Linked DNA regions of Mus musculus: all the other regions are linked to region 4. A link is a loop called in an ENCODE intact Hi-C map of the cell type or tissue named here. Cell type or tissue: heart. All regions are shown on one strand. Region 1 holds the start of Orc3 (origin recognition complex, subunit 3). Region 2 has its middle 4.0 kb from the start of Zfp292. Region 3 has its middle 11 kb from the start of Platr9. Region 4 holds the start of Slc35a1 (solute carrier family 35 (CMP-sialic acid transporter), member 1). Region 5 holds the start of C9orf72 (C9orf72, member of C9orf72-SMCR8 complex).

Region 1 (5,000 bases), 72 kb after region 4:
GTAAGCAGAAATGGGTACATTTATATTTTCAGGAAGCTTCTTTCATGACTGTGTTGAATTTAGTGGTACAGACATTTCCAGGTTTTCAGTAATTTTTGGTGAAAGGCACACACACGCACACACACACACACACACACACACACACACACACACACATTATAGGATTTAGTTATTCCTTGGACACGTGACACACGAAAGAGAGAGAACTCTGTTAAGCAGCCAGAGATGACTACAGAAAACCACAACTAGCTGGAATGCAGAGTTGTGAAGCCCAGCCTTGGAACTTTGGTGCAAGCAGTATACTTGAGAGATGACTCCTGGGACTGTGGGGATGCACTGAGAGAGAAGGAGAGAGAAGGAGATTGAACCACCAGAGCTGGAACTCTGCTTGCTGCTTGCTATGGTAAAGTGCTCACCAAGTGAATGCCAGGAGGACTGGGTTCAGAACCCTAGCACACTTTAAGAGCTGAGTGTGGCGACACGTGTTTGTGACTTTACAGTGCTGGTGCTGCAGAGAGCTGGGGTATTAGGTAGGGATGATAAATAAAAGAGCCTAAATCTGGGTATGAGAGGACCAGATAAGGAGAATGGTAGGGTGGGGAGGGGGGAAGGGTATACGAGAAAAATACACTGAATGATTTTTAACATAAAAAAGGAGGACAGGGCTGAGCCAGTTCCAGCAGGCCAGTTGGCTTCCTTGAGGAACTAATGTAAGACAATGTTGCCCAGTTATAGGAGCTAAACTGTAAATAAAGAAGGGTTGTTCCTATTTTAGGAAGGAAACCACTCCAGGCTGTCCCACAGACAAGGAGTTCTGGCATAGGTAACCAAGAAAAACTGCAGCTAAATGTATTGGTAATGTGAGTGAGAATTCCTGAAAATAAGCTGTGTCTGTAGTAGCTGACTGACTAAAACTTCGACGACTGTGGAGAGTTATGGATAGTGCAGATCTGGGACCTAATTAATTTCATTAGTGTCTCCCACCTTTGGACCTAATATCATGCTACTACAAGCAAGAGTTAACATCCTGACAAACAGATAACCTTTTGGGGATGTACTAACAAAAAAACCCTAGTTTTCCACCAAGCAGAGGGGTCAGAGTGTTGTCAGAGAGCAGCCGGGGTCTACAGAAGAGTTACCCTCATCTTGCTGTAACCAGCCTCGCTGATGGTGCCATCAATCTATTTTTTAAATGCTTTGCTTTACTAATATCACTCTTTGTTCTGCTGCTCCACGAAACTGCATCCATACTGGAACTATGGAGATTGGGGAAACGTGAACCCATGTTGCTGGTCCAGTCAGTCAAAGTTGGCCGCAGCATCTGCTATCCTTTCTTCCCTCTGAGTGGAGAGCCGGAGATCCGTGTGGACAGTGGTTATGACAGGTGTTAATTTCCTGCCATGGTAAAACTAAAAGCTGGTCACATAAACACAAGAACAAAGAAAGCAGAGGCTAACTTAACTAATGGCTTACAGAGCCTGCCAAGAGCTTAAGAGCATTAACACCTGCAAGGTCTAAGGACAGACCTTGCCTTCTTGGGATAAAGGTCAGCAGAGAGTCGTGGTTAACAGCTAGAAAGGACGAGTAAAGATAGAGAAGGGTCTTTAAAGCATGGCCGCTTCCTTAATTGAGCAAGCTGTGCATAAAAGCCTGCGATCATCTCTTTGGTGAGCCAATGGGGCGTGCACAGCCAATGGAGAAAACCTGAGACACCGGCACCCTTCCCCACCCTCATCCAGCCACAGGCTCCCCAACTCTGGATTTCCCGTCCCTCATTCCGGAGGATAGGCCTGCCTTAATAAAAACAGTTTCACTCTGCCTCTGTCTTCTTTCTCTCTTGCATTTTGTCTTTCCCAGACAGTCAGTTGTTTTTTGCTTGTACCATGCAATGAACTCAGCTAACAGCAGAATTGCCATTACACCTGCAGCTCCCTGGCTAACCAACCTAGCTAAACGGGTAAACTCCAGGTTCGGGGAGAAAATCTGCCTTAGGGGAGAGGGGGGAAAGGTGGACAGTGACTGGAGGAAACACAGGCAACCTGTGGCCTGTCCTCATGAAGGAACATACAAACACAGACACACAGATAACACATTAAAGTCATCTCTGTAGGCTGGAGCTTAATTCCCACAGAACTACCTAAGAAGTATATGCACCATCTTTCAGAATTGTCTAAAACAACCCAGCCACAGCGGGCCTAAGTCTGTGCTAGCACTAGCAAACTCCAGGCAGGATAGGCTGCGCTAAACACGCGAGGAGTACAGGTCAAGTGTCTTTCTCCACCTTATTTGAGGCAGACTCTCACCGAACCAGAGGCTGGAGCCACCGGTTTCTGTTTCCACCTCTCAGAAGTGTGGTTTCAGACTTCCTTAGCTATGCAGGTTTTTCAACCTAGGTTCTGGAAATTCAAACGCAGGCACAGATGCTTGTATAGCAGGCACTTCACCCGCGGAGCCATCTCCGCAGCCCTTAGCATGCCTTTTAAATCATCTATTTTATCCAATGGTCTCCAAGTCCGGATTTAGAGCTTTTCCTCGGGAGAGCATCGCCTACAGGTTTAGTAAGCTACAAAATTTCTTATTCGAGATATATCCTACCAGGTTATTCATGAGAGCAAATAAAGGGCATAAACGAAGGAGGAACATTAATTTCTACAGGGTCTAATCATGGCCTCTGGACAGTCCGCCCAGGTTAAAGCATTAAGAACGGGAAATGAGAAGACAGTGAGCACTCAGGGCTCTCGAGGATCTTCCCACTCCGCAGCGCAAGGAGGAGGCAGGGTCGGCCTAGGCTGCACCCTCCGGCCCTGGCTCCCGCTGGCTCGCCGCTCTGGACTGTACCTGACAGGCGATCGACCTACGAAAGCCACACGCCATGCCTCCCTTTCCCGCACGCCCCGCCTCCGCGCCGGAAGTCGCCTCTGCTTCCGCCAGGGCGCGCGGAAGTGTGGAGTGCGCATGCACACGGGGCCGCGGACTATGGCCACCTCCTCCGTGTCTAAGGTACGTGGGGGTGGCGCTCGCCTCAGATTCGCGGTGCCTGTTTGGCAAGTCCGACGAGGTTTGATGGGCATCAGCTCTGGCTCCGCGGAGAACAGGACTCGGGCGGCTTTGCCCAGGTCCGGGTTCGAGGCAAGCTTTGCTCTGGGCAACTAGGCCATGGCGCCAAGGCTAGGAGAGCGGCTGCCCCCAGAATGTGCTGCGTCCTGCCGCTTCCCCCACTCTTCCCCCTCCATAAATTCACACTGTGCTTTAAGTTACCGAGATGCAGATGGAGGCAAAAATAGATTTCTGTTCCCAGAAATACTCATAAGCAGCTGATCTTGAATTGGCTCATTAGCAAGGAGAAAAGTTCTAAGAGAGGAGGGACGAACCAAGGTTTCTGGGAGACCGAGGAAATTCTTGGAGAAAGTGACAGTTTGGCTAAGGTCTGAAAAATAAGAATCTTGGCAAAATATAAAGCATTAGTTTGGGAGAGCAGAATAAGATGGTCTTTGCCTTAGAATGTAGAAATAAAAGAGCGTATTAAGTAAAAAGAGCAGTTTAACCCGTGAGTGGAGAGAGGAGCATTAGGAAAAACCAGAATAAAAATGTAATTCAGATGAGTGTTTTGAGGGGTTGTGGACTACTCGATGGCAAAGGAGTGCTAGTCAAATTGTAGTTTGTAAGAGGAGAAATCCTAGGCTTGTATTGCCCCCTAGGAGCCTGTGGCTACATCTGGAATTAAGATAACTTAAAATTAAGTTTACCATTAGCAACCATATTTCAAGAATATCAAACAGGGCAGCAGATGGAAAAGAAAGGTCTATTGGTCTGTGCTGCTATGCCTTGTAAAGTAAGACTTGACTCCTGTTCTAAGAACAGAAGGACACTCCTGAAGGAAGCTGAAATAACAGACTTCTGAAAGGTTTCGTAATTGGGGCTACAGGGGAACACTGAAGTGGGCTGTCTTCTTTTATAACAGGTCTGTTAGGGGTGATGTTAACATCAGAATCAGGCAGGCAGGCAAGCAGGCAGGCAGGCAGCAACACAGCAGAGCCAGTGAAGGGAACTCTGGCCCACGGGGCAGAGTGAGACCCCTTCAGTGTTTTTACGGGGTGAACCCGCTGGAGGACATTGAAATGCTCTCTGGTTTTGGCGCACAGCCCACTAGGTTGTTGCTGGAGGTAAGCAGCGAATGACTCCTCAGTTTGTGAAGTTTAGGTGATAGATATACACTTTTTCTAACTGGGCATTCCTGAGGGGAGATGGAGCAGGGAAGACAAGGATATAAAGGCAAGTCATTTTAGTCCAAGAAACGCAACTGCCGCTTAAAGAAATTGTCACAGTTCAACAGAAATGGAGACACTTTACACATGGTACGGTTCTGGCTGAGGGTTAAGACATTTGAGAAGTGTGTTAGTGATGAAAGGTAACGGTGCACCAGACATTTAATTTTGATTAAAATGGTCAATGACAAGCAGTACCCCCAAAGACTACATTTCAAAGAGAACAAACACTGTGGTTTAATTAATTTTTTGGAGGCATGTTCTCTCGATGTGCCTTTATCGGTTTGCAACTCTATATGTAGATCAGGCTGAACTTGAACTCTCCTGCCTTCCTGAGCCTGCCAAGTGCTAGGATTAAGGGTGTGCACCACCATACCCAGTTCCTAGTTAAAGACTTTTGTGGTTTTTTTAGCTTTATTCCTATTTTTATTTTTCCTTGGCTACAAAGTTCCAGATGTTTTGAGTGCCCTAACTCCTAATCCTGTTTGTTGCTTAAGACTTCATTGCGTTCTCTTTTCTGGTGGTGAATGTAACAATGTGGACTTTGTGCACACTACACAAAAGCTTTACCACAGCTGCTTCTCCAGCCCTTCCAGAGAAGGAGAATTTTTTTTTTTTTTCAAAAAGCCATCATTTCTATAAAACTTGGAGATGATAGTTTTTTCAGAAAAGCACTTTTCTTTTTGCCCTAATAGAAATATCTGTGTTGATAATCATGAAAGAAATATTATATAA
Region 2 (5,000 bases), 200 kb before region 4:
AGTCACACAAGTACTAAGAACAAAGGGCCGACATAAGTCCCTCTCCACTTAGAGGAGGGCAATTTCCTGTGGCGGCTTTACCTAGCCTTCCACTGAGTCACTTTGAGATGCTAACTGGAGGCTGCAGGAGCCGACCCCCCGCAAAGCGACTTGGTCAGGCGGATCAGCTGCAAGAAGAACTGCAGAAGCAGGGTACCGTTTACCTAGGCTAGAGAGCAAATATGGTCTCTCTACAGTCTAAACTGTTTATAATGAGAACAAGGACGACAGGCTACTGTCAAATACAAACTGGATTGCATTCATTTCAATGGATACATATTGACTACTAAGTACACTGTCACTTGCCAAGTGACATTATAGAAAGTAGACTGGACATAATACAGTTTCTACTATTAAAGTGCTACCAGATTGTGAATAAGACTCAACTATATGGCACCTGACTGTATGCAACACAGTAAGTGGTTCATCAAAGCTACCCCACTTTGAAGAGTGGGGATCAGAGAAGTATAGAGAGAAAGAGAACATTTTGTAAAGGTGTGCTGTGATTGTAATTCTAGCCCTCCAGAAGCAGAGGCAGGTCGATCACTGCAATTTTGAAGCTAGCATGGTCTACATGGAAAGCTTCAAGACAACTAACACCATGTAGTAAGACTCTATTACAAGAAGCAGTGTTAAACAACAAAAAGAACTATGAGGGCTGGAGAGACAGCTCAGCAGGTAAGAGCACAGGCTACTCTTCCAGGGTTAGATTCCCAGTACCCACTTTGCGTTCACAATAACTTGTAACCCCAGATCTGATGTCCTCTTCTAGCCACTGCAGGGTCTATACATACATAGTACACAGACATACATGCAGGTAAAACATCTATAATGTAAATAATAAAATTTTAAAAGTCTGATAGAAGTTGCTTGTTGGAAATGACTCTTGTTCAATTTGTGATCAGAGCAAGAATACTCAAAATAGTACCAATTAAAATAGTACTGCTTCTATATTGAAGAAAGTGTCAAAAACAAAGGTTCCCAACCTATGGGTTGTGACCCCTTTGGCGGGGGGTGGGTGAACAGTCCTTTCACAGGGGTCATATATCAGATATTTACATTAGGATTTATAACAGGGACTGGAAAGATGGCTCAGCACTTAAGGGCACTGACTGCTCTTCCAGAGGTTCTGAGTTCAATTCCCAGCAACCACATGGTGGCTCACAAATATCTGTAATGGGATTTGATGCCCTTTCCCTGGTCTATAAGCTTCATGGAAATTTCTGGGCAGTCGTGGCGCATGCCTTTAATCCCAGCACTTGGGAGGCAGAGGCAGGCAGATTTCTGAGTTTGAGGCCAGCCTGGTATACAGAGTGAGTTCCAGGACAGCCAGGGCTACACAGAGAAATCCTGTCTTGAAAAACAACAATAACAACAACAAAAGATTCATGGAAATCAACAAAATTTCCTAAGTTGATGTCCTAGAATGAGAAGAGAGACCTGTGCATTTCTAAGTTCATTTCACCACAGCATTGCTATTTTTTAAAAACTCAAGTGTTACAACAGTGTGATATTATATAACACCCGATGAGGTAAATGATGTACAACGATTATAATTTAGAACTACAAGGCTGGGCGTATAGCTCCTAGTTGATAGAGCCTGTGCACAAGGGAAAGAGTGGGGAGAGGAGGAGGGGAGAGGGAAAACTATTTTCTGTATTTCTCTTTGCTTCTTTAGAGAAATGGTGCACGCCAATTCAACTACGCTACAGAGTTTGTTTCCAAGGTTCTGTTTTTGCTTTATTTTATGACTGCTTTCATTTGGGTGAATTAGAATAATTAGCGATGGCTTAGTTGACAGAAAGGCTGCCAAACATGCATAACGAACTCAGTACTGCACAAAACGAGTGTGACGGTGAAGGACAGTAGGAAAAGAAAATCAAGTCATTTTTCTGCCACGGAGTTCAAATCAAACATGGGCTGCAAAGTGAAACTATCTCAAAAAAACAACATAGTTTTTTCTTCTTCTTTTTTTCCTTTATATGTCATTACTCATTTTCCATTTGGTTTTTCTTCCTCATAAGGTAAAAGAAAAAAAAATCCCGCTAGATAAATCCCTCTGTTTCCCTCCATGAAAAGAATGTAAGGACTAAAACTAATCTTTTTACTCGTGCTTCGTGTTTCGGGCTCATTGGAATTGTGTACGTAAGCGGACCAGTGCCTGGCTTATGTTTTCAGCGCTTTTAATCGATCCGGTTGCTGTCTCTCAGAGGAGGAAAAAACATATCTTCTCTACAAAAAGTGCAGTGTGATTTTAGCAGATGAGGCGGCGGTCTTCACCCAGATCTCCAGTCTTCTTGGATGCACTCCAAGCAGACGCCAATCCTCGCGTCCCCAAGGCTGCGGGTTCAGGCGTCCGGGTGCAGCCCAGCTCTTTGGAGAAGGCCGGCCAAGCCCTGCAGGGCGAGTCTCCCGGCCTCCCTGCCTCCTCCGCGCGCAGCCCGAGCGGCTCCTCCCGGCGGGCTCTGGAGGCCGCGCGCCCGCGGGCTGTGTGGCCAGCTGAGGCAGCTCGGCTCGCGGGCTTCGGGGTGCAGACAGGGCTGGGGAGCAGCGTGGCGGCGGCCGGCGCTGCCAGCGTGCAGCAGGCACCGCGCATCCCCGGTTCCAGTCTTCAGGTCCCGCAGTCTAGGAATTCCTCAAGAGCCGGCTGGTGCGCCAGGCTTGCAGGAAGCCCGCAGGACCCGGGAAGCTGGCGCCACCCGGAAGCGCGGCTCCTCAGCACAAGTGCCGGAAGTGTAACTGGTGGCTGAAGGCTCGACTGCCTGAGGGCCCTTGTGATACCACGCCCACGAACTAACTGCCTTGCTTGGTCAAAACGCTGTCCCCAGAAACCTGGGGGCTTGTGGCCCAAGTGGCCTTATTGTCATTTTATGGACTGGGTCTCCAATTTTTCCTAAGAGCCTCTAGGCAGAGAAGGGTATGTGCGTGTGTGTGTGTGTGTGTGTGTGTGTGTGTGTGTGTGTGTGTAGTGGTTCCTGTGAACTGAAAGTTTGGTACTTAAGAAGCTAACGGCTACGGTTAAGTTTTGTGTGTATAAGGTCTCAAACCTGGGACATATGGCTAGCCAAGGGACCTGTTGTATAAAAACTGACCGTGACCATCAGGTTCTCAGCATTGCTAAGACCTGTTACAGAGTCCTGGCTTCTCTTAGCACGCCTCACCCCTGCCTCCCACCATAAACCTCTCCAGCCCCTGAACTTGCTTGTCTTCCCCCAGCTTGCGATTCCTAGAGAACTTAGCTATTTTGGGTGCACGCTCTTGGTCCTCGGCTCCCTTGGTCTCTTCTCTCTGCTTCCCCGCTGTCCCTCTAATCATCTGATCTATTCTGAGAGAAATGTTCACTCTGTACTCTCCCAAGTTGCCTCTGGCTGTTCTCTCCTTTGACAACCATACCAAGGGACAATCACATGCTCGTTTCCACTCAGTGTGCTTGTTGATTGTCTTCTCTGTGGGTTGGTAGGATGCCCTGCACCCACAGGCGTTGTATTAAATAGCTATGTAGATGTCTCTCTTTATTTTCAATTGTTAGTTTCTGTGCTATGACTGGATATTTGGTATGGTCGTTTCTGTGGCCCATTACTTCTTTCTATATGTAAATGTTTTGTCACTAAGTCACTTGCCCAAAAAGAGGAAAAAGCAAACAGGTCACAGAAAGTCACCTTGGTCTCAGGCTGGCCAAAAGGCACTAAGACATGGATTTTGAGGTCTGAGATACTCAAGCCATGCCTAGTGTGACTTGTTCTTCCTGCTGCCTGCAGACTGGGCTGGAGAACTGTTAGTTACAGCTCGAGCACCATGTCTTCCTGCCATGATGATAACGGACTAATCCTCTGAAAATATAAACCAGAAATATTGTCCTTTATAAGAGTTGCTGTGGTCCTGGTGTCTCTTCACAGCAATAAAACCCTAACTAAGGCCGTCTTTCTCCTCATAATTCTCAAGTTTAACAGTCACAGACACTAGATAAAAGCAAAAGGTGCAGATGAATTTATATGGCCGTACTAGAATGCAGATCCAATTTATGATTCCAGTTTCCTTTAAAATTTTATTTTCTATGTAAGAGTGTCATACCTGCATGAGGTCTGTGCACCACTTGCATGTCTGGTTCCAGAAGCAGTTGGCATCCCCTGACACTGAACTCACAGACAGCTGTGAAGCAGCCACCTGGTACAGGGACTACAACCCTGGTCTTCTGGAAAACTAGCAAATGTTCTTAACCACTGAGCCCATCTCTCCAGCTCCTAATCCAGTTTTTTTAGCCACAAGGGTATCATGGCCTGAAGGTAGGAATGACATTACTAGGTACCCCCTCCCCATCCCATTACCAGAGTCTCCGGAATGTGCTCTGCCATCGAGCTACACCCTAGCCCTATGTAATAATTTAAAAAATCATTATTCAGGCATATTTCACTTTGGATCTTTCTCTCCACACCTGCTGCTACACACTTTCCTTCCTGTAAATGAAGTGTGGTGTAACTCATTACTGTTGAATTGTAGAAAAGGTAAGCTTCCTAGCCTTTAGTTATTGTACAGTCCTTGCATTTACTGGTGCATTGGCTAATCACATATTTCTTTTGATAATTTTCATTGGAATCCTAAAATAGCATACATTGATGGAACTTTAATACCTGAACTATATATATAACCTGGGAAAATGAACTGCAAAATTTAAAATCTTAAGCAAGGAGGGTACAGGGCAGCTCATTGGTAGAGTATCTACAGGGACTAGGGCAAGACAAAACAGCTACCTTCATTTGTTTCTTCAACTCTTTTTCACTGTTCAATCCAATAGAGGAAATCCTTAGCCTTACAGTGTGCTCCCCTGGTCTCATGTACATGCAAGCATTAGAGGATTCTGTCTTGTTAATGTGCAGTATTGATGCTGTTTTCTGTAAGGTTGCCTTGTGCTTGTTCATCTTATGTAATGATTTAAAAGCATGCATTACAAAACATTCGCTGGA
Region 3 (5,000 bases), 240 kb before region 4:
AAACGACATCAGGTCAACATGTGCATATGTGTTGTGTCAGTGTGTGGTACACGTTCTTCAGAGTTTAGTGATTGATTTTACAACAGTGAGAGGAGTTGGCTGAGTGCCACAGGTATGGAGGAGGGGGAGGAATTGGGAGAGTAATCTACCCGGGAGGACTAGGCAAGGGCAGGGTTGACATCTCAGCTGATTTCACAGCCCTGTAGGTAACTCCATCAGTCATTCATGCAATCTGCTTTAATCTTTCCTTGAATGTAGAGGACTGATCCAGGAAGGCTGAAACATTCATGACTCCTGGCCATACACTATTGTTTTAAGAACTGTTTTTAATTGACTTTGACCTCATGCCTTCAGACACCAGAAACTCATTTCTGAAGGCACTAGAATCATGTGGGTGATGTCTTTTTTTTTTTTAGTTACTTTTATGTGAATGTATGTTCTACTTGAATGTATGTATGTGTACCACAAGGATACTTCATTACCACAAACGGAGGAGGTAGTGGGATCCCTTAACTGGTGCTTCAGATGGGGTGAGCTTCCATTTTGGTGCTGAGAACTGAAACTGGGTCTTCAGTAAGAGTAGAATGGTCTTACTCAATGAGACATCACTCCAGCTAAGATGAACATTTAGCACAAACAATTGGTTGGAGTTAAAACATGTTTAAATTGATATAAAATATGATTATTTGACCTCAATTCTCCCCAAATCATATCCAAACTTCATAACCCAAAGCTTAACCCTAACCCACTGACTCTAACCCTAACTAACCAATAACCCTAACCCTAAATCTCTCAAAGCTAACTACAACCCCAACACTAACCCCTAACCCTAACCACAACCCTGAAGGTGACTCCATGCTATCAGCTTCATTCTTTCTCTGTCGAACCCTAACCCGAAATCCTAGTCACTAACCCTAATCCTAACATTAACCCCTAACCTAACCTTCTAACTCTAGCCCCAAGCTTAAGCCTATAACCCATAACAACCTTAATTCTAGGATTTTGTTAAGCATGCAAGGTAAACCAATTTGGATGTAGTAAATGTTAAAATTGCCCAAATACTCTCATGTTAATAATTATTACATATAAAGTCAGCTATGATATCTGACGGCAGTTTATCTCTAAATGCATCTCCTTCTTTCTCGAAGCCTTGTTCTCTGTTTGCATGCCTGCCACATGTGGATGCATTTGTGCGTGTGTGTGTGTGTGTGTGTGTGTGTGTGTGTGCTTCTTTTTCCTGCCTAGTGATCTAACTATGCTAGCCAAGGAATACTTGTTTTGGGTCAGTTTTATGTGCTGGGTTTGGATCAACTTTCTCTGCCTTTACCAGGAGACCTCTTCTCCCACTGAGTCTTAGGAATTTCCTGCAGGTTTTTGCAAATGTGAAAGAGCTCAAGACAGGGGGTGACCAATCCCCCATATGTAGTTTCCTTCTGACCCAGGAATGGGTATGTTTGTTATGCTTCCCTGTGAGGTCACTGCAGGTCACGTGTTGCTCCCCTTGACACCGCCACAGTTCTGGGTGGGAGGGAACAACTGTTTCTTGTCTTCAGAGTCATTATCATCAGTTGCTCATACAATCCCTAAAGTAAAAGCTTGGAGAGGTCACAGGAGAAGAAGCTGAAAATTTACGAATTTGAGGTGCGTCAGGAAACAAAGGCCAAATGACAATAAATCAATTTTAAATACAACAAAAACCAAGACAAACAAAACAGAAACAAGATACGTTCAAGCCGGGTGTGGTGGCACACGCCTTTAATCCCAGCACTCGGGAGGCAGAGGCAGGTGGATTTCTGAGTTCCGAGGCCAGCCTGGTCTACAGAGTTCCAGGACAGTCAGAGCTATACAGAGAAACCCTGTCTCGAAAAACCAAAAAAAAAAAAAAAAAAGATACCTTCAAAGTTCCAAAGGCAAAGAAGTTCTGAGAACAAGCAAAACAGACCAAAAATGCCTTTAGAGATCTACAAGCAAGCAAGCAAGACCAAATGTCAAGACCAAAATGTGTTCAAACCAGATACTTTAAGCCAAGTGCTTTGAAAGCAGAACAAAAAAAAATTATTTATCTAGGTAGAGTCTTTTTTAAGCAGCTCAGAATAAACAAATAGACAGCTGGTCAAACCAATAGAGGTCTGAATCCCCAAAAAGAACTCAACAGTCTATCTGAAGAAATGACATCAGATGGTCTCAACTCAGTGGGTTTATTCCTAGCTTCCATTCTGGTGATTCTACCAGTGAAAAGTGGATAGTTCCGTAAGTCCCATGTTGCAGAATCAATATTGTCAACACAGAACCAACAGCGCCTACTGTATAACACGTTCCAGACGTTGGCACCAGTGACTCCATGATGGAAGAGCCATTCAGGTTGTAAAACTCAGCATGCTGACGACACCATCTCAGTCAAAACTAAAACAGAGGCCTAATCCATCAACGTCCACAGTTCTGTGAAAGTCTCTAAATGAACTAACCTTGCCTTCTGACTTTGTATTTCCGCTTCTGGCTAACTGTTCTTGTTAACTGAAGGATGTCAACCCAGAACATGGTTTTGTGCTTAATAGCTCCCCCTAAGGAAGGCTTGGGGCTGCACTGGGATCCCAAACGCCCGGTGTAGTCACCTGCTGGCTAATACACACTTTGTGTTGGCTTAAATCCACATCTGATGAGTCTTCTCTAGTAGATAGCCTACAACACTCATCTTAAAAGAGACTAGAATATAGTTTGATCTTGAGCCATTTTGAATGACTGCGGTCTGGGAGCATGAATTCTATGTTCCTACATTCATTTATCTGACAGAGAAGCTCCTAGTTTTTCTTGGCTAGGCACTGAACCAACAATCAGAAACCTAATCTGTAGTTGTTGCGTACAATGAACACAAGGTGGCACAAGCTCCCCTCAGCATGGGAAGGAGGACCATGAAGCACAGAAAGTCCTGTGGTTTCCTTAGTCAAACCCTCATTCATTCTCTCTCTGTCTCTCTCTCTCTCTCTCTCTCTCTCTCTCTCTCTCTCTCTCTCTCTCTCTCTCTGTGTGTGTGTGTGTGTGTGTGTACCTGTTTCCCTAATTTTTTTTTACAATGTATACTTCCTGTAATTTTTAAGCAACCCCTTTACAGAGAAACACTCTGACTCAAAAACAAGAAACAAGGGCTGGAAGGATGGTTCAGCGGTTAAGAGCACTGACTGCTCTTCCAAAGGTCCTGAGTTCAAATCCCAGCAAACACATAGTGGCTCACAACCATCTGTAATGAAATCTGATGACCTCTTCTGGGATGTCTGAAGACAGCTACAGTGTACTTACATATAATAAATAAATCTTTAAAAAAAACTTTAAAAATAAGCAAAAAACAAACAAAAAAAAAGATATTAATGGCAAGTTTTAATCAGCACACTAGATATCTGAAAATGTAGGAAAGTCACTGACCTTGAAGGAAAAGGATGTTACTCAATTATGACTGGTATATTTTCATCCTGGAAGAAGGTACCACAAGCTGTTTTTTAATTGGTTTTATTTGGATTTTACAGAAACCTGTACAGCTACAGTGTACTCATATATACATAAAATAAATAAATCAGAAGGAGGAGGAGGAGGAGGAGAAGGAGAAGGAGAAGGAGAAGGAGAAGGAGAAGGAGAAGGAGAAGGAGAAGGAGAAGGAGAAGGAGAAGGAGAAGGAGAAGGAGAAGGAGAAGGAGAAGGAGAAGGAGAAGGAGAAGGAGAAGAAGAAGAAGAAGAAGAAGAAGAAGAAGAAGAAGAAGAAGAAGAAGAAGAAGAAGAAGAAGAAGAAGAAGAATCAGCCCTGCCATTTATGGAGGCCTAATAAGATGATGTAGGCTACTTCATCCTGTCCGGGAACTCATGTATACAAAATTACTGACACCAACATGCAGCCTAAAATGGCTTTTGTGTGCCTCACTTAAGTTGTACCTGAGAGTGCAACTTAGGACTCTTTGTGGATCAAAAGATGTTTTCCGAGTAGACTGGGGGAGCTCAAGACATTTTACAGCATCCAAGAGCTTCTTCCTTCCCCCAATACAGCATCCCATAGAATCTTCAGAAGACTTTGATAAGGAGGATAATGGCTGTGCACACTGTTTACACACAAAAACTCAACATGTGTGCAGCTGAGAGCTTTTTCTGGAATCCTTAGTCTGTTATCCACCACAGGTGGCAGGGTGGATTCTGGTTATTTTTAGGCAACAGCAAAGGGACTCATACGTGGGTGGGTTCCCCGAAAGTCCCAGGAGCATCACCGTACTAATGATGACATTGGTGCACCAGCAGAACAGTGGGAGTTTTCACTTTAAAATCATCATGAAGCTCAGAACAAAGGCTTCCTGCATCCTGCCTACATCAGACATCAATACCAGAACATCAGAACCAGAAGCATCAGTCTCCCACTCTGAAGGTTGGTCCAGAGAAAAGCTCCCTAGTCCCTTCTAAGCCATGGTCAAACCTCAGAAAGCAGCAAGAGGATTCCCTGAGCAGGCTTGGGAGTCATGGAACAAACTGCAGAAAAGAAAAGAAGAGAAGAGAAGAGAAGAGAAGAGAAGAGAAGAGAAGAGAAGAGAAGAGAAGAGAAGAGAAGAGAAGAGAAGAGAAAACAGAGAGAGGAAGGAAGGAAGGAAGGAAGGAAGGAAGGAAGGAAGGAAGGAAGGAAGGAAGGAAGGAAGGAAGGAATTTGCTTTCTCCAGACCAAGGTCTTTTTATTCAGGACAACCTAACTGAGGAAACATGGTACTCACCCTAGCTGCAGTAATACTGCGGCTCATCCACTCTCCTTCTCTTTTTTGATTGAAATTCTTCAAATTGCTGCGTGTCCTCTCTAACAACCGCACCTCCGTAAATCTCTTCAGATACTCTTTAAGTTTAGTATTCACAACTGAGCTCCACTTGGTGGACTCTACTAGTGCTGCTAAGGGTGTCTTTTTTTTTTTTTTTTCTTTTCATATTTGGTGTTTTCGAGACAGGGTTTCTCTGTATAGCTCTGGCTGTCCTGGAACTCACTC
Region 4 (5,000 bases):
GTGCAATCTGTCTAGTCTCATGTTTTCCAGTTATCCATGAACAGAAGTAAGCAAGATGAAAAACGAGTAAGCTGGAAACAGATTTTCATATTGTCAGCATAGTGTGACGCTCATTCTAAAAACCCACTATAAATCGTCACTTTCTCATATTGGACCGTCGCAACCCAGTCGTGTGCATTTCTCTTCAGCTCAGTCTCAGCATGTCACAGGTTTTCCCACTTTGTAAAGGATTCTTAAGTTTATTCTGTTCTTGATTAATTTTTGCCATGCAAGCTGATAAGTTCACTCCCCAGAACCTGCCATAAAAGGAGAGAATTAATACCAGGGGTTTTCCTCTCTCTTCCACATTCACACCACGGCATGCACATGCCTGCAATCATACCATACACATCCTCCTCCTCCCCCTCCTCCCCACCCTCCTCCCCACCCTCAGCCTCCCTGTCATCATCCATCCTCACCATCATAGAAAAATGCATTATTTATTTGTGAAATGGAAAGTTAATAGGCAAACATTAACTAAATGCCTGATTTTTTACATTTTTTTAGAGAAACATTATTCCCTATGTTCTCTTTCTACCTAGGCTAATTTGCGCCAGAAAATTACTCACTCCGTCCAGACTGACCTTAGCCACATGAGAAGAGATAACACCTCACAGGTGTACCCTTTGAAAGAGGCTAGCACCCAGTCCAAGAGAGAAGGCAGCAGCCGAGTGCCCAGGCCCCAGATTTTCATAGCTGGCCTTCGTGGGGGACAAAGCAAAACAACCTATGGGGTGAAGGTGAACTTAACCAGAGCGGTGGACGAAACCTAGAGATGGACGTTTACAGGAAGCTGCTCCTTAGTGGCACGGATGGAGGGTTTAAAGTGCTGTGCGTGTATAAAGCTCATTTGCGGGGCTGGCACAGTCACTGGTTGTGTGACTGTGCACTAGGGCACCGTATCCTGCCTGACTGTTATGCAAATCTAAAAGCAGTTTCTGTAGTACATTTTTCGTTTTATTAAAATTGACAAGTAAAACTCTGTCCGCGTATTTGTTTTATATTTTAGACAAAGTTTACAGCATTAAGATTGACATTGCAATGCCAGCTAGATAGTAGTATGCTTATCACTGGAATAGAGGCTGCTTCTAAAACCCTACAAAATGTTAAGCCCTGACACTCTGAAACACAACGCTCTGCTTCATTGCTATTTAGTGATAACAGATTTCTATATCATGAGCCTTGCTATCTGGAACAAGTGAAGCCTACATTCATATGCTGCCTTTTAAAAGCCAGAGAATTGATATTTATATTTGAATTTTGGGCTCATTGAAAAAAATCAGAATGTCTGATAAGACTGGCTGGCATTCCAGCTTGATCCTTTTATGCTCTGTTGTCTGCCTCAGAGCCCGCTGTGGCTTAAGCGCTTCCCACTTCCCACTCTGCGGCCTTATTTGGCTCATAAGCAGTTGGGTTTTCAGGTCCTGAGAATTCCAACTTTTTAGAGGTATAGTTTTTTTTTTTTCCTTTTCCATTTTTTATTAGGTATTTAGCTCATTTACATTTCCAATGCTATACCAAAAGTCCCCCATACCCACCCACCCCCACTCCCCTACCCACCCACTCCCCCTTTTTGGCCCTGGCGTTCCCCTGTACTGGGGCATATAAAGTTTACGTGTCCAATGGGCCTCTCTTTCCAGTGATGGCCGATTAGGCCATCTTTTGATACATATGCAGCTAGAGTCAAGAGCTCCGGGGTACTGGTTAGTTCATAATGTTGTTCCACCCGGGGTTATTTTCTAATAACATCCTCTAGTCACAGTAACCATTAGAGCGGTTGAAGTGCCTGTTAATACAATCTAATTTTTCTGAGGTCTTTTTGCTGCCTGAAGTTACCAAGTTAAGCTAGACAGTGACAGTAAGGATGATGAAGACAGACACAGTACTTCCGAGCAGTATGTAATATATACTAAATTTATCCAAGAGGTAACCATGGAAGGCCGTGATGGAGTTGAAAGTTATAAAAGTCCGAGTTCTCGGAGCCTCTCTAACGGTCTTCACACAAAGGAATAATCGAGAGCATTTCAGAATCCTTCTTGCGGGGCCCATCCTCTCGGAGGGGCTGGTCTCTAGAAGGAAACGCTCGGCCACCTTGACTCCGCCCCCCCTCGGTCGACCGGAAGCTGCGGTTTTCCGAGCCCCCGCAGGACCGAGTCTCCCAGACTTGTCGCTCCGCACGCCGCGCGGCTTCCGCCGTAGCCCCCGCTTCCTCCTCGCGCGTGTGGTGCGGCGGGCTCTCTAGGCCGGTGCGTCTCTATGGCCGCAGGGGCGTCAGTTCCGCAGACTCTCTCGGCACCATGGCTCCGGCGAGAGGTGAGGCCGGGCTGCGGGCGGTCGCTAGGGAACGGCGGCCCGGGGTGTGCTGGCCGGGCCGGCTCTGGGGGCCGAGCCCTCCCTGCAGGGAGCGGCAGCGGGCTGCACCCGCACACCGGTGCAGTGAGCCGCCCGGGCGCCGGCCAGGTCCCTGCCTGGAGCGAGGCTGTGGTTCGGAGCCCTGGGCTTGAGGGCGCGCGCTGCTCCTCCCGATGGCGAGCCGTCTGGCCAGGGCTGTGGTGGCTGTCCTTTCAGGTTTTACGTAAGCTGGCCCCAAGGCTGAGGTTTTATTCTATAGCACTGTGGCTAGGACAGGCCAAAAGGCGGTGACGATTTTGTATTTATTTATTTTTAAAGCAGGAACCAACACTACATGGTCTCATTCTATAGCCCACGTTGGCTTCAAACTCGGGGAGATTTTCCTGCCTCAGTTTTACAAGCGCTGGGATTAGTGGTCTGTGCCCTCATGCCTGGCGACAACGTCGCTTTTTTTTTTTTTTTTAATTTTGTTTGTTTGTTTTTGTTTTTTCACCATTTCCCCAATGAGCACTGGCTTTAAGTCTAAATAAATGTTGGACAAGCATTTAAAGAATATCCTTTTGCGTGGATGTGAAATTATTTATCTTTGGGGGAGGGGATTTGACATTTAACATCAGGCGCCATGTAAGTTTTCTGTGGTGGTGGATTGTCCCATATCAGATAAGTCCTGTAGCATCCGGGAAGAGGGTAATAGGAAAAGTAGGGCGATTGACAAATGAACACTTAAAAGATGCAGCAGGCAGATCGGTACCCGCAAGGGTTGTTTACAGATTTAGACTTCTTGCCAGCACATACGTTGTTACATTTGGGTGTGTTGCACTTTTTTATCCTAATGAAATACAGTTTCTATACCTCCTTACATAGAGTCATCTTAACGATTACTCACCTGCTACTTCCTGCTATGTCCAAGCTTTCAGGTATGACAGTAATAGTCCCCCTAAAATGTAACTGGAAAACAAAAGGATAACTCCAGACTGACTCTTCTGGGGGATATTCTCCACCCAGAAACAAATGCCGTGGAAGGTAACAGATTCTCCACAAAGGGGGTGCTGGATGATCAGTGGGCCAGGTTTCTAGTTAATGGCGTGATATGATTTGAATTCTTAGGATAGTTTAAAGTAGCTGCGTACCATGAATATTTATATTACCTGGGAACGTTGACATTCCTAATCAATGAAGTTTCATCCTGGAAAATGAAGAATTGTAGAAGAAATGTTTTGATCTTATGGTAAACTGAAATGTAAGTGGAAATCATGGTTACAAGGATTGGTTTTAAAAGTTGAAATGTGCTTCTAAAGTGGTATTACAGACCAAAGTCATCTATGTTTTATAGTATCCAAACTTAGACTTTTCTACTTTGATTAGTAATTATTTTCAAGAATTACATTTGCAGACCTTTTCATTATGGGTGTCTTAAACAAAACAAAACAAAACACCATGATATGGCTTATGCCTATTAATCCCAGCACTTAGGAGGCAGAGGCATGCAGAACTGTATCAAGGTCAGCTTGCTCTACATAGCAAGTACCAGGCCAGCCAGAGCTACATAGAGAGACCCTGTCTCAAGGAAAGGAAAAAAAAAAAAGTATGTTTTCTGGAGTTAAACATCTTTAGTATTTAAATTATCTTGCTTTTTTTGAACCAGGGACCTTTAACACAGCCCCCCCCCCCAAAAAAAAAGTGATTTGAGTTTTCACTTCTTAGTTATGAGAATATTGATAATTTCAGGTCATGGATGGCAGGCAGTCTTTCTGTAGAGAGCTGTTAGTCTCCGCCATAGCTGCTGAACCCTACAACTATAGGCAAGATAATTAAGGCAGATGAGCATAGCTGTCTCCTAATTACACTTTATGGACGCCAAAATTTTAACTTACTATTATTTCCATGTGTCTTGAGATAGGACTTACACATTTTTCCATTATTCTGAACCATCATATAAAACTATGGATGGTGTAGTTCTTGTACTGACGGATTAAATGTTACTGCTCCATATTTCTGGAGTCATAAACTCTTTCATAAGAAAGTTTTAGAACAATGGAAGTATTATAGTACTTCCCTCAGTGCCCTTTACATAAGCATTGCTGGTCTGGCAGATTGGACCATTTAGGAAGGAAAGATAAATAGTTATATGGCGTATTTCTTCTTCTCTGTTGTACTACTTCTTTGGTTTAAGAACTTGCTTACAACTTACAAATCCTGCTTTAATTCACCAAGGAGGAAACACTTATATGGAGACACTGCTTCCCTAGCTTCTTGTGTAATCATATTTTAAAGTATCTGTTTGAAACACCTATTTTATTTACCTATGATTAGGTATAATTACCTATGATTAGGCTTCCAAAGGAGTGAACAAAAGCACGTTTAGCACATAAGACGTCAGTTAATAACTAGCATCCCGGAGGAGTCTCTTGGCATCCTTAGGATTATGTGTAACCCGTGAACTAAGACCAGTGTTCCCAGGGGACACTTGTTACTAATCTGATGACAAAACACTAACTGTGAACACCTAGCAGATCCAATGTAAATCCATTCTCAGTAGATCTCAATGACAAGGATTAGATTCAATTATAATTAATAAAAAAGAAATTGTGGGAATTGGTTTTCTCATA
Region 5 (5,000 bases), 540 kb before region 4:
GAGTCACCAAGGAGTGAAGAACTGTCCAGTTCCGTGGTTAACCTAAAGCAGAGACGATACTTAATATCTGTTGTGGTTACAGAGCCCAACCTCTTATTTTGCTTTAGAAATCCCCCTTATCGAGGAGTGTCTGCATGACTGAACATTAGTGAAACATGATAGCTGACATTTTTCTATATCGGGTCTTTAAAGGTGTTGTTCTGGTTGGAAATAGGGGATAGAGTTCTCAGTTCCTGTTTGGAGAGATACTCCCTTTCTTTTTCTTTTCTTTCTTTCTTTCTTTCTTTCTTTCTTTCTTTCTTTCTTTCTTTCTTTCTTTCTTTCTTTTAATGGGATCCCCCCGCCCCCTTGATAGCCTTCAGCATGTAGTGTAGCCTAGGATAATCTTGAACTTCTAATCCTCCTGTCTCAGATTATAGGTGTTTGCCATCTCGTCAGTTCGTTTAGTATTGGGGAGTAAACCAGTACGTGGTAGGCAAGCCCTCTGCCAAATGCCCTCCACTTTCAGCCCTGGAGATATAGTTCTATAGCCAGCATATTTTCACTTAGAGCCTGGAGTTATTTGAGGTAGATTATTTGTAAAGTTTGAGAGGACAGGGTTAAAAATCTATCACACCAATATCATGAATCATATTTCTACATACAGTTAGCATCATTTTCTCTTTGGTTCTCTGGAGGAAAGATGTATTCTACCTTACACCTTTCAGGCAATACAACAATTATGAACCAGCATACCTACTTATTATTTTCTTCCTGATTAATAAAAGTTAGCTACAATCCAATTAAAATATATAGGCTACTTTACCTATGCCTAAGTAATTGTTCCATCTGATGTGAAGAAAAAGGTCTCCACTCATTGATCACAAAATATAAGTTGTATCATGGTTTATTTCATTTCCTGTGGTCATACAATATTTTAGATCGTGATGTTTCATTTTTTTCTCCAAAGAGAGAAAAAGAGAGGAATATGGTAGGGACCAAACCCAGGGAGTCACACATGCTAGGCAAGCCCTCTACCCACGAAGCTACATCCCTAGTCCTTTCTTGGTTTGATTATTTTTTTTAAATAAAACATTTATTCTAGGACTGATATTACACAAAATAAGTTATTTGAGGGACACTGTTTTTGTCTCTAGGTAAAATTTTGAAGGAAAAAAAAAACACTAAGAAGGTATATTCCTTCAAAGTTCCAGTCTTATTCTGAAGTGTAATGTTATGTTAGTTTGACTCACAGACAGGTTTTAAAGAAGGGCTTACTTCAAGAGGACACCAAACAAATACCTTCTATTCCTAGTGGGCTCTGGAATCACAGAAAACTGACCCAATCAATTACATTGATAGCTCTGGCTTACTACAGACAAGCAAATTATCTTAAGTGTGCATGCATGCGCGTGTATGTGTGTTAGTACCTAACACCCACCTGGGAACTTTTCAGCTTTTCAGTGTGGGATATAGTATAAACGTCTATTCCTCGTGTTGTGGATTAGCTGACTGGCCTCACTCAGCTGCCTTCCTTACCTGCAAACTCACCCACTTTGACTACAGCATCGCACTCTTAACCCTAGCCTTCCAAACATGGTCCTATGCTATTTCTGTGTGTCTGGATGTATTTTTAACTCTCAGATGTATACTTCATTTATGAGATATACATCTGAAGACCACGGTACAAAACACTGTAAGAACTTGATAGAATGACAACTGCTAGGTAAAAAAAAAAAAAAAAAAAAAAAAAAAAAAAAAAAAAAGCATACAATACCTGGTGAGAGTTCTATTTTTACCGAAGGTGGTATTGATAGGTATTCTGTTATTAATGCCTTTCTTTTCCCTATAAATGATGAAAAGTTGCTGGAAAATAATAAACACTACTCATCTGTAGTGAAAAGCCACAATACAGTTACAAACCAATCAATCAATCAATAAATCAGACGTCATGGTGTTCTTTTCCCAAAGGTTAAAAAACAAAGTGCACTGTGCTATTTGGCAAAAATGACGTTTAGAAGAAAACACGGTGACTACGCACAGAGGGTGGGGGAATCATTGTGCTTGTTGCGGAGTGAACACGTACAGTGTGCACGCAGACTTACGGCATTTAACCGTGTCATAGGGACCAAAGGAAATCCACTCACTCACTAAATATTTGTTGAGCACCCACTACCTGCCAACTCCCAAACAAAACAAAGCAAAACTACTTACAACCACAAACTACGCTTCGTAACCTAGATAGATAACGCAGGTGACACTATCTATCTAGGTTGAGCTCAGCTCTGCCCATGCTTTTCCTGAGCGGCTCTTGGAAGAAAAGCTACAAAGCCCATGACAGCCTCCGCCTGGCCAGCTGCCACTGGCATCTCAAGGCTGGCAAAGCAAAGTGAAAGCGCCAACCCGGAACTTACGGAGTCCCACGAGGGAACCGCGGCGCGTCAAGCAGAGACGAGTTCCGCCCACGTGAAAGATGGCGTTTGTAGTGACAGCCATCCCAATTGCCCTTTCCTTCTAGGTGGAAAGTGGTGTCTAGACAGTCCAGGGAGGGTGTGCGAGGGAGGTGCGTTTTGGTTGCCTCAGCTCGCAACTTAACTCCACAACGGTGACCAAGGACAAAAGAAGGAAACAAGACTGCAGAGATCCGCACCGGGGAGCCCTGCAGATTCTGGGTCTGCTGTGGACTGGGGGCGGGACTGCGACTGGGCGGGCCTGGGGGCGTGTCCGGGGCGGGGCGGTCCCGGGGCGGGGCCCGGAGCGGGCTGCGGTTGCGGTCCCTGCGCCGGCGGTGAAGGCGCAGCAGCGGCGAGTGGGTGAGTGAGACGCGCGGGCGGAGGGGGGCTGCTGCCACGGTCGGCTCGCGGGCCGGCCGGCTCCGGGTACCAGCGGGGTTTTTTTCTCCTTCGAGGTGAACTCCTCCCTGTCCCCCGGGCGAAAGAGCCCTTGGCCTTGCAGGAGTTGCGGGGGCCGCGGCGGTGCGGAGGGGATGGGGATGGGCCTCATCTTTGCTGTCCGCCCGCGCTCCCCGATCCCGACCCGGAGCGTCTCCCGGGCCCTTGAGGGAACCCTCCGGGAGTACGGCGAGCGCGGCCCCCACCGCCACAAGCCTGGGCCCCAGGGGCCTGGCCCGGCGACAGCTGGTGGGTCCTGCGACCCAGTCAGGTCTCCCGAGGGTCCCCGCCCGGGAGGAGAAAGCGCCGGTGGGATGGAGTAAGGACGGACAGAACAACACGCAGGCAGGATTTCGCAGAAGTTTGCAAGGAGTGCGGATGCCCACTTACATGGGCTGCTACTCTTACCAGGTTGTTCCCCAGTTCTGTGGGACGTGACCTGGTTGCCTCACAGCTCCGCGGTTGTACAGACTTATTAAAGGAAGTGACCATTGTGACTTGGGCATCACTTGACTGATGGTAATCAGTTGCAGAGAGAGAAGTGCACTGATTAAGTCTGTCCACACAGGGTCTGTCTGGCCAGGAGTGCATTTGCCTGGGAGGGATTGGTTGCGCTTTCTGGTGTGGGGACTATTAGGCTCTTGTAGAGTTTTGTCCCGGCAGATGGATAAATTTCTTGTTACACTGTTCCCGTTCGTCACCAGTTGAGAAAAACGGGTACACAGTCTGTCTCAGTAGTACTTTTACTTTATATTAAGGGCCCAAAAGGGACTGGAAAATACTTTAAGATAGAATCGTTAGTCCACTTGGAAAACTTAAAATATGAGAGAGAGAGGGGGGGGGGAGAGAGAGAGAGAGAGAGAGAGAGAAAGGAAGGAAGAAGGAGGAAGAGGAGGAGGAAAGAGATTGAGATTATGTTAATAATATGGAATCAGAATATTTGAAATATAGTAAGCGTCCCCTCAGTTAAAGAGGACATTCCAGGAGGCCCCCAGTATAGCCTGAAATCTCAGGAAACGCCTACATACACCCATCGTGTGGATATAGGTGTTTTCCCTTCATTACATTTCATACACAGATGTTAAAGTTTAGAAAGTAGGCACAATAAGAGATTACAAATAACTGATAATAAAGTCGAGCCATTGCAGCTGCTCTGTAAAAGTCCTGTGAATGTGATCGCTTTGTGTTTCAAAGTAACTTACTGTACTTCACCCCTGTTAAGCAAAACAAGATTCACCTGAACGCAGGCACCTTGGTACCTTGGCAGACACCAGATCTGATAACCAAGAGGATGGAGAAGTAGTGGCAGACAGTGTGGAGAGCATGAATATGCTAGACAAAAGGGTGAATCATAACCTAGGAGCAGAAAGCAGGTATTTCATCATCCTCCACAGTAAAAACCTATGTCACGTAAAAAACCTACAAGTAGTTTTTCTTTTACTCTTTTTGAATGAAAGCTTGCTACAGGCACTGAAAGTTAAAATAATCTGTGGATCAGGAGGAACAGGGGTTTTCTGTCTGAGTCACTGCTGACTAGCACCTCAGTGACCATTGGCACTGTGGGAAACCCCAGAGTCAGTTGGAAACTTCGAAACTAAAGGTGACGGTGTTCTTATTTCATAGAACACAAAAAATAAGAGGGGTTACAGCCTGCGCTGCAGACTGGACATTCAACAAGCATTTAAATTTCTGGGAGACAAATGTAAATATAACTTTAAAAGTTGGTAAAATACTCTGTTTGGCTATGTTGGCCATCCAATGTTTGCTTTTAGAAAATGACTGAATGGATAAAACGTCTATCTTTTGAGCCTGCCCTAGACCCCCATGTTGAGTGAATACTGTCCAAGTGTTAGGTTAGCCGGCCTGAGAAACTTGGATCTAGGCAAGATGGCACAGTCCTGGTGTCATGAGTATGCATGTGAGTTTTGGCTGAAATTGAACATTTGTAGAGAATGACAAAGGCTGGTCTGGCAAGTAGTCCACTGTCTTTACAGTGGTCTTGGTTAGTTCCTGTTTGGCTGAGAGGGCTGGTTGATGGCTGTCCTGCCCCTCTTCCCACAAGTGGAAGCCTTATGGTATAATTCTTGATCACAGTAGCAGTAGGCAAATGAACTTCCTCAAAGCAGCCTG

The links. Peaks named below come from ENCODE experiments on the same cell type or tissue, not always from the same donor. Only the 100,000 strongest peaks of a DNase experiment are listed, where the experiment ranks them.
Region 1: a loop joins it to region 4, with 4 times the contacts of the local background. A loop is called at or near these places in 5 of 42 quality-filtered maps.
Region 2: a loop joins it to region 4, with 7 times the contacts of the local background. A loop is called at or near these places in 9 of 42 quality-filtered maps.
Region 3: it touches region 4 in a loop (4-fold over the local background); 13 of 42 quality-filtered maps call a loop at or near these places.
Region 5: it touches region 4 in a loop (4-fold over the local background); 4 of 42 quality-filtered maps call a loop at or near these places.

The regions. Positions count from the first base shown.
Region 1 is chr4:34,612,865-34,617,864 of GRCm38, reverse strand. Orc3 (origin recognition complex, subunit 3) reads left to right here and starts at 2,923. Exons shown (of 20, transcript NM_015824.4): 1 at 2,923-3,000. The coding sequence starts at 2,956. It overlaps Rars2 (arginyl-tRNA synthetase 2, mitochondrial), which reads right to left and starts at 2,908. Exons shown (of 20, transcript NM_181406.4): 1 at 2,839-2,908. The coding sequence starts at 2,874. In heart, a CTCF peak has its summit at 2,942; a DNase peak (open chromatin) is centred at 2,934; H3K4me3 peaks cover 2,773 bases; H3K27ac peaks cover 2,481 bases.
Region 2 is chr4:34,884,425-34,889,424 of GRCm38, reverse strand. No RefSeq gene overlaps it. Among named protein-coding and RNA genes, the nearest start is that of Zfp292, 4.0 kb to the right of the region's middle. In heart, a CTCF peak has its summit at 2,529; a DNase peak (open chromatin) is centred at 2,744; H3K4me3 peaks cover 1,908 bases; H3K27ac peaks cover 1,452 bases.
Region 3 is chr4:34,920,258-34,925,257 of GRCm38, reverse strand. It overlaps the pseudogene Gm12361. Among named protein-coding and RNA genes, the nearest start is that of Platr9, 11 kb to the right of the region's middle. In heart, a CTCF peak has its summit at 2,851 (motif pointing right); no DNase peak of the experiment used is centred here.
Region 4 is chr4:34,684,596-34,689,595 of GRCm38, reverse strand. Slc35a1 (solute carrier family 35 (CMP-sialic acid transporter), member 1) reads left to right here and starts at 2,158. Exons shown (of 8, transcript NM_011895.3): 1 at 2,158-2,352. The coding sequence starts at 2,337. Cfap206 (cilia and flagella associated protein 206) reads left to right here. Exons shown (of 13, transcript NM_001347062.1): 13 at 582-1,022. The coding sequence ends at 812. In heart, a CTCF peak has its summit at 2,241; a DNase peak (open chromatin) is centred at 2,245; H3K4me3 peaks cover 1,731 bases; H3K27ac peaks cover 1,270 bases.
Region 5 is chr4:35,223,580-35,228,579 of GRCm38, reverse strand. It overlaps C9orf72 (C9orf72, member of C9orf72-SMCR8 complex), which reads left to right and starts at 2,744. Exons shown (of 11, transcript NM_001081343.2): 1 at 2,744-2,792. In heart, no CTCF peak of the experiment used is centred here; DNase peaks (open chromatin) are centred at 2,429, 2,719 and 3,219; H3K4me3 peaks cover 2,322 bases; H3K27ac peaks cover 1,549 bases.